Linked DNA regions of Homo sapiens: all the other regions are linked to region 1. A link is a loop called in an ENCODE intact Hi-C map of the cell type or tissue named here. Cell type or tissue: PC-3. All regions are shown on one strand. Region 1 has its middle 55 kb from the start of SERPINB2. Region 2 holds the start of SERPINB7 (serpin family B member 7). Region 3 has its middle 13 kb from the start of SERPINB7.

Evidence for each region. A loop is a pair of places that touch in the nucleus more often than their neighbours do. Peaks named below come from ENCODE experiments on the same cell type or tissue, not always from the same donor. Only the 100,000 strongest peaks of a DNase experiment are listed, where the experiment ranks them.
Region 2: a loop joins it to region 1, with 4 times the contacts of the local background. A loop is called at or near these places in 4 of 110 quality-filtered maps.
Region 3: a loop joins it to region 1, with 7 times the contacts of the local background. A loop is called at or near these places in 4 of 110 quality-filtered maps.

The regions. Positions count from the first base shown.
Region 1 is chr18:63,831,513-63,834,012 of GRCh38, forward strand. No RefSeq gene overlaps it. Among named protein-coding and RNA genes, the nearest start is that of SERPINB2, 55 kb to the right of the region's middle. In PC-3, no CTCF peak of the experiment used is centred here; a DNase peak (open chromatin) is centred at 1,209; H3K4me3 peaks cover 347 bases; H3K27ac peaks cover 2,500 bases.
Region 2 is chr18:63,774,370-63,776,869 of GRCh38, forward strand. It overlaps SERPINB7 (serpin family B member 7), which reads left to right and starts at 1,049. Exons shown (of 8, transcript NM_003784.4): 1 at 1,049-1,347. In PC-3, no CTCF peak of the experiment used is centred here; a DNase peak (open chromatin) is centred at 992; H3K4me3 peaks cover 1,959 bases; H3K27ac peaks cover 2,500 bases.
Region 3 is chr18:63,761,470-63,763,969 of GRCh38, forward strand. It overlaps a transcript of SERPINB7 not described here. Among named protein-coding and RNA genes, the nearest start is that of SERPINB7, 13 kb to the right of the region's middle. In PC-3, no CTCF peak of the experiment used is centred here; a DNase peak (open chromatin) is centred at 1,202; H3K27ac peaks cover 2,367 bases.

The DNA of each region.
Region 1 (2,500 bases):
ATTGGCATCTCCTTCGGACCTGTTGCCAACCAACTGAATCTATTTCCATCAACACTCAAGGCTGCAACATGCAGATGCAATGCTCATCTTTGCTCCTTTCTTGCTTCTCTGACACTTTCCTGAGTCTCATGTAGCCCCAGCTGTGCCACATTGTGTGTTCTTGCATTGGGAAGTGGTGATCTAGACCAACCTCACCATTCCTCAGCAGCTTTCTTTAAATCCCTGCCTTCCTTTCATTTATTCCGCTTTTTGTGCTTCTCCTGGGTTCTGCATTGCTCACACCTGTTTCTCTCCTGCTGGGAACATCTCATTCTCCCCTCCACCCTGTCTCCATCTTTGGTGGCAAGATCCTCGCTGATCCTGCGAGGCAGGCTGGGCCGGCACTGCTAGCTCATTTGGCAGAGAAAGAAACCTGCAGACCTGGCAACTCTATGATTTGCTCAAGTTTTCATAGCAAGTTAGTGTCTGTGACATCTTAGAGGCCTGTTTCTGGCTTCTCAGCCCACTCTAGACTTGGTGTTAAAACATCTGCCCAGAGTCACTAAGACCATGGCTGAAAAATCAAAATCTCAGCTCTTATATGTAAATAAACACATTTATATATGAGCAAATAAACAAATGTAGAAATAATATCATCGCTAGATGCTATGAAAATAAAAGATGGACATGGGATAGTGACAGGGTTGGAAAGCATCTATTTTACACAGGACGATCAGGGAAAACCTCTTTTACAAAGTGATATTTGAGTTATTATTGGTAATTAATGATTATTAATGTTAGATTATTACTATTGAAGGCTTCTTTCCCATGGTTATTATAGGAACACTAAATTTGTTGGTGGCAGAATTGGAATCTGAGCACAATTTTGCCACAAACTCATACTACCTACATAATTATATTCTCAACACTCTGGGTGTACTTAAATATCCTTGGGTTGAGTCATGAAAATGGAACACTTTAGAGCAATGTTAAGATCTCTGAAAAGTAGGTAAATCCTCAAGTGTGAGTACAGTTTGATACAATGATCCTAAAGGGGGAAGATTAGGGCAGGGAGATGAGTATAGATCTTTATGACCAACTAATTTTTTCCTGTTAGAATGCCTAACATTGATTCACCACTCTAAATGAAAACAGTCATCCCTGGTTTCTGAAATGAGTATGAGTTGCAGGTGGTTACTCACTGGTATATGGTTAATGTAAATTCCATGCAAATAGTTTTTTTTTTTTTTGCTTGATGCTGCATTGGTTAATGTCTAAATGCCTATCTCCCAATAAATTCCATCCCCAAAAGAGTCTAAATGAGTCACTGCAAACATGAACCTCCTTCCACTAAGGACAAACGGAATGAAGAAAAGCCAGAAAAGACAGTATGTGAAGAGTGGACGAGAAATAGGGCAATCTCTTTCCCAAGTGGCTGGCACCACAGGCATGCCACCATACCTGGATATTTTTGTATTTTTTCGTAGAGACGGGGATTTGCCATGTTACCCAGACAGGTCTCAAACCCCTGGGCTCAAGTGATCCTCTGGCCTCAGCCTCCCAAAGTGCTTGGATTACAGGCATGAGCGACCACTCTCGGTCTAAACTGTGCTTCTCAGCAGTGTTTTTCTTTCCACTGTCTCATGTAGGTATCCCTCCCATTTTTCCTTGGTTCAGTTTCCAAGGGTTAAAATTATAGCATACTAATAATTGCATTTATTTAAAAATTAAGATCAACACAATTTCTTAGGCAGTTTACAACTTACTCAGAACCTCATTTATAGGTTGTCAAAATTTAGAATGGCTTTTCCAATAAAACAATACTATTGTGTGATTAGATTACCAAGTTGGTTCACAAAAGCTTGTTTACCTAAGCTAGCCCTCACCGGGTGTATGGTGTCTACCAGGCACTCTGCAAAGGTCACACAAATGACCCGATTTAATTCTCACCCAAATCCTGAGAGGCACTAACTTTTTTTCATTTCAAAGCTAGGAAACGGAGACTTAGGTTTATAATGTAACACACAAGTAGAAAGGGTCAGACTGAATTTTCAAACTCAGAAGTTTGGATAAAAGACCTCCACTCTTAACCACAATCCTGCCCTGTTCTATTCACCAATTCCCCCATCTTCATTTTGAGGCCCAGAGCCAGGGCTCCTATAGCAGAAGATGAAACAGAAAAAAAAGGCAGGGGAGTGGTTGCCCTTGTTTTCCTTGTATAAGACTGGACACGATTTACAAATACATTTGTGAAACATTGTCAAGTTTACAAAGAAGTTCCATACTTGAAATCACTTAGGGGGCAAAATGTGTTTTTATTTTATGCTCATTCTTTTTTTGCTTTTGCTCCTCTCCTCTTCTCAATTCCTACCTTCTTATCATCCAGCTCTGTTTACCCTTTGCCTCCAGGTACTCGTGGTTCCTCTCAGGGGATCCCACTGAAAACATGATGGGAAAAGCGCTGGATTTAGTGTCTGCAGATCCAAGTTGAAATCCTGAATCGGTGCATTTAGTAATTGAC
Region 2 (2,500 bases), 57 kb before region 1:
CCAGTTACTTGGATAAATGTTGGCTGTACTTTTGAAAACACTCAGGCAGAAGGACCAGGCTTGCAGTCATTTCCATGCATAGCAGGTGAAGGTAGGTGCAACATACAGCTCAACCTCATGATGCTACGGCCAGAAACTGAAATGTGTTTTTGCCCCTGTGTGGCATGTTCTGATGGCAAAGGTGTAGGCAACCAACTGGGCCCAACCTACCTTTCCCTACACCTGGTCACTTTTCAAAGTGCAAACCCACTTTAACAAACTCTAGCCTGTATTATAGGAGGAAGGATCTGGGTGGTGCAGACGTGGCTTTCCATTGCCAGATCAGAAGGGTGGAGGAGAGGCTGGCAGGATGACAAGAATGAATGAACACACCAAGTTTCAGCTCCTATCTGAAGCTGCTCAGTTCAGGTAAGCATTTAGAGAAGCCAGTTGCAATAACTAACAGGGCAAATGTTTCTCTGGAAAATTCCAAGCCAGAGAAAATTGAGAAAAAGAGGGAAGGATGGAAAGCAGTACAAAGAGAAGCCAGCTCAAAAGGTTAGAGGTCCAGATGAAAATCTGAGATTGGAGAATGATAAAAAACATTGTGTGAGATTCTATTTTAGGTCATTATGCTAGGGAAATTTACACAGGATAGGGTTGAAAGAAATTAGGCTATAAGATGAGTGGCAAGTTGCAATAAAATGGCACCCTAAACTCACCAAGTCACTGTTGTCACTGCTATCTTGCCTTAGTTGATTTGATGTCTAGTTAGTCTATTTGTGTGTTTCTCACAGAAGAGTATGTTTTGACCCAGGCTGACAGATACTGTTGATTCTGAAATTTGTTTTTATGGTTATGTTAAAACCATTGTCATTATAAGAAACAGAGATGGGAATATTGCCTCCTGAAATCTGATTCACATACAAACTGAATGAACTACATAACAACCACCTTAGTCAGATACTATTTTGAAACCTGGTTCAAAACCTAAATGCTTATAAGATTCTTGAGAGACAGTGCTGTGCTCTGAGTCATAGGGAAGCCATCCCAGAAGCCAGGTCTACTCATCAATAAGCAGCTGCCTGTGCAGAGTGCAGGCTGCACCTTTGGACAGCCTTTAAAACTGAATTCTCAGAATTTTAGAACAAATTTTTGTCTAGAAATGCTGACTTTGGTTCATTAGGTAGTGGTAAAACAGGCTCCCTTCGAAGCTCTCCTTCATCACCTTCCTAAGTGCATGGGGGAAAATACCTAGGGCTCAACAGTCTTGAGAAGTGTGGAAACATTTTCTTTGTGAGTGAGAACAGATCACCTAGAGAAAGGAGACCAGATTCCCATCACTGCTTCTGGGTATCAGATGCTAGCGTGAGTACACTGTTGATTTGCTTATCCAATTATTGATTTACATTATTGCTCTTATCTTCTGTTGTAGGCAAGAGGTAAGTTCACTAACGAATCTCAAGGAAGATGTAAATGGCCAATGATCATGCTCAGAGGCCTGAAATCTCTCCAGGTCGCCTCCTTGGAGGGATGCTTTTCTGGTGGGGCAGCTTTTATCACCATACACAAATGTGCTTGGGTTTGGATTCTGCTGGAGAGAACACTGTGACCCGTGGTCTCTTCCTTGGGCCATGTCAGTCAGTCTTGGACTTATTTTGCATCCTATTCTTTACCTCACTGATGCCTGTGTATCCTTGGCTTGGTGTCCCAGCCCATTGTCCATCAAAACCTGCTATCAGGAATAGATCAATTATCAGTTATACACAATGCGCCATGACCCTATCCCAGAGGCATTAGGTCATTTGGCTTCATGTTTTTTTTGTTGTTGCTGTTGAGTTTTAAAATAATGAAATATAATGTAGCTACATAAAGATGAATTCAATAGATGCATACAATTTAATAATAGAACATCACCAGAACCTCTAAAACCTCCCTCCCCATTCTTTCACCAACAAAACCTCCCCACCCACTAGGGGTAACTAAAGCAGTTATATCCGTGGCTTAGTCTATCCACCCATGTAAGCATCCATTAAAAAACAGTTTTGTCTGGTTTGATCTTTTCATGAAGGGCATCTTACTGTGTGTATTCTTTCGTGCCTGATTTATTTGCCTTCTAAACCTTACTTCTATCAGTGGCGTGGGAGCTGATGGCTACTGCTGTGGTGATTTCAGACAGTCTTGAGAAGATGAGGGTAGAGTTTTGTGGTCAGAAACCTTCTTGTGTGCCTTAAGATAGTGCGAATTGAAAGACCATGTCCTGGTATGAAGCATAGTTTTTGGGTATACTAGATAAACCAAGGTCTGTGAGAAGCTCTGGTAGACAAAGGGAAGAAGTGGGTCCCAATGGACGTCTAACAAGGACTGGGGGGTTTAAATCATTAAGACTATGATAATTTTATCCACAGTTGATCTATAAAGTGTACTATGATATACTTTTCACAATGTAAGCTTTCTCTGGAGTTAATAATTATCAAATTTGCTCATTTTTTGGATATTTATTTGGTTTCTAAGTTCCTAT
Region 3 (2,500 bases), 70 kb before region 1:
GGGGGACTGTTGGGAAGGCGTGATTGGTTTTAAAATGTGAGGACATGAGATTTGGAGGGGCCAGGGACTAAATGATATGGTTTGACTGTGTCCCCATCCAAATCTCAACTCAAATTTTATCTCCCAGAATTCCCACATGTTGTGGGAGGGACCCAGGGAGAGGCAATTGAATCATGGAGGCCAGTCTTTCCTGTGCTATTCTCGTGATAGTGAATAAGTCTCACAAGATCTGATGGATTTATCAGGGGTTTCCGCTTTTGCTTCTTCCTCATTTTCTCTTGCTGCCGCCATGTAAGAAGTGCCTTTCACCTCCTGCCATGATTATGAGGCCTCCCAAGCTATGTGGAACTGTAAGTTCAATTAAACTTTTTTTTCTTTTTCTTCCCAATCTCAGGTATGTCTTTATCAGCCGTGCAAAAACAGACTAATACACCTGGCGTGTCCTGCTGGGGCCACCTCTCTGTCTTCTAGGTCTGACCTGATCCAACTTATCTTTCAGGTCTACATTTCTGTGGAAAACAGTTTCTAATTCTTCTAGGACTCAGTGACGTCTACTTCCATGTTGTCCAAACAGCATCACTTATGGTAGTTTTCATGCCACCTCGTAATTGCTTGTGAGTTGTTTCCCTTAGTGGACTGTGGGACCATGGAGGGCAAGAACTGGGTCTTCTGCTCCACAGTAACCCTGCAATGTGGTGCCAAGCCCAGCACCCACCAGGCCTGTGAAGAAAATTCGTTCAGTCAATGAGTGGATGAATGAATCTATTGACTGGAGGGGGAAAAGGCCACTGGATGAAGGATTTCAAAGGGCAAATTTATTAAAATTAATTCCACTACACTTATCTTCTTTGGTTTAATGTGCAGGCTGGTCTCTAAAATAAGATTGTCATATTTTTCTTATCTCTGCAGAGACAGTCTTTGTAGGTTGATTCAGAACTCACTTGCCCAGAACATTCCACTATTATTGAGTCTGATTTACAGATTACGTGCATTGGTATGCATATCAGGTGCTTGAAGACACTGAGGCCTCCTGGATATGCTTATGAGATGAAAGGAAATGGGAAGAGATTATATGTATTGAGGATTCTAGCTGCAGGCACAGTCAGGAGAACTGCATATGCCAAGGATCTGATTTGCCTTATTTCCCCCCCATGATAGCTCTGGGGGAGTGACGAGAGCAGAAAACTAACAAGAGTTAGAAGGCCTGATCTTTGCTGACACATTTGATACTCACTTGTTCTGTGGTTTTGAGCAGTTTTTTAATCTTTGACTTTCCATGTACAAATGTTTATGAGAAGAGTCATTTAATGTGATGACATCTTTCATGAGAGTCAGCAATGCCTTCTGGATTCATTTTTATTTCTCAATCACCACTATTTGATCATAAAACAGGAGTTATATAAATATAACAAGATAATATTTTAAAGTAAACATTAAATTTAATTACCTGCATGTTCTTAATATTAGCAGATAATTGTGGATTAAGACGTAGATGACATTTGCCTTGAGGTTAGGTCATATTCCTATTTTTAGATTACCTCAGTAAAAGGGGGGTTTCAGCTACTATAGTGTAGCATAAAACATACTCCTTTAACTGTGGATTTGGGTGAATTGGGGTTAGACTACAAGGTAGATGAAAATCTTGCTCTGGACTGAGATTGGGCACCATTGCTGATATCATATGAGCCTCTGCTTTTCGTAATCAAAGTGCTGACATAATTTTTCTGAGTTATTACAGGAAATTGTTGAAAATTCTATATCTCTACCATGTTTTGTGCTTCAACTTTCCTGCTACTATTTTTTTAACAAGCAGAAATACTATGCTAACCAATGGAAACAACTAATATATCGTCCAGAAAGTAATTTAGTTACTAGAATAAACTGTTCTTAGAATTTCTGCTGTTATTATGTAACTATTTAATAATTTTCAATCTAACATGGTTTTATGTTGGAGCTGGTCTAAATATTGTAATATTTAAAAAATTGGTAAGTAATCCACCTTTCATTTATGAGACAATCTAAAAATAGGTTTGTCTTCTTTTAAAATAATTCTGATGAAGTCACAGCCAGAAGCTAAATTTGGTAGTGGTCAAATTCATCATGTGCTGCCTAAAGGATGATACTAATCCAAAAATTAAATATCTGATGTTAAACTGTTATGGAAATATGAAGCACTTACAAAGAGTACCTTAAATAATAAAAAGTCAGAGAATGAAGTTAAAGGCTAAAGAATGAGTTTCAGCTTTCACTGGTGCCTTTGACTTGGGTTTAATAAGGCAGAAATTATTGGCCATTGGGTAAATAATATTGTAGCTACTTTTCTTTATTAAAAATCATGTCCTGTGAACATGAACTAATTACTTTACTAAATCAAGGAAATTTCTAATGTCTTAAATCCTAACATTTCACCATGCTATTCTTTGAGAATTCCATGACTTGGGAATGCATTTCAGGCCAATGAACCCAGAAAAGAACAAGTTCGACCTGTGTTACTAAATGG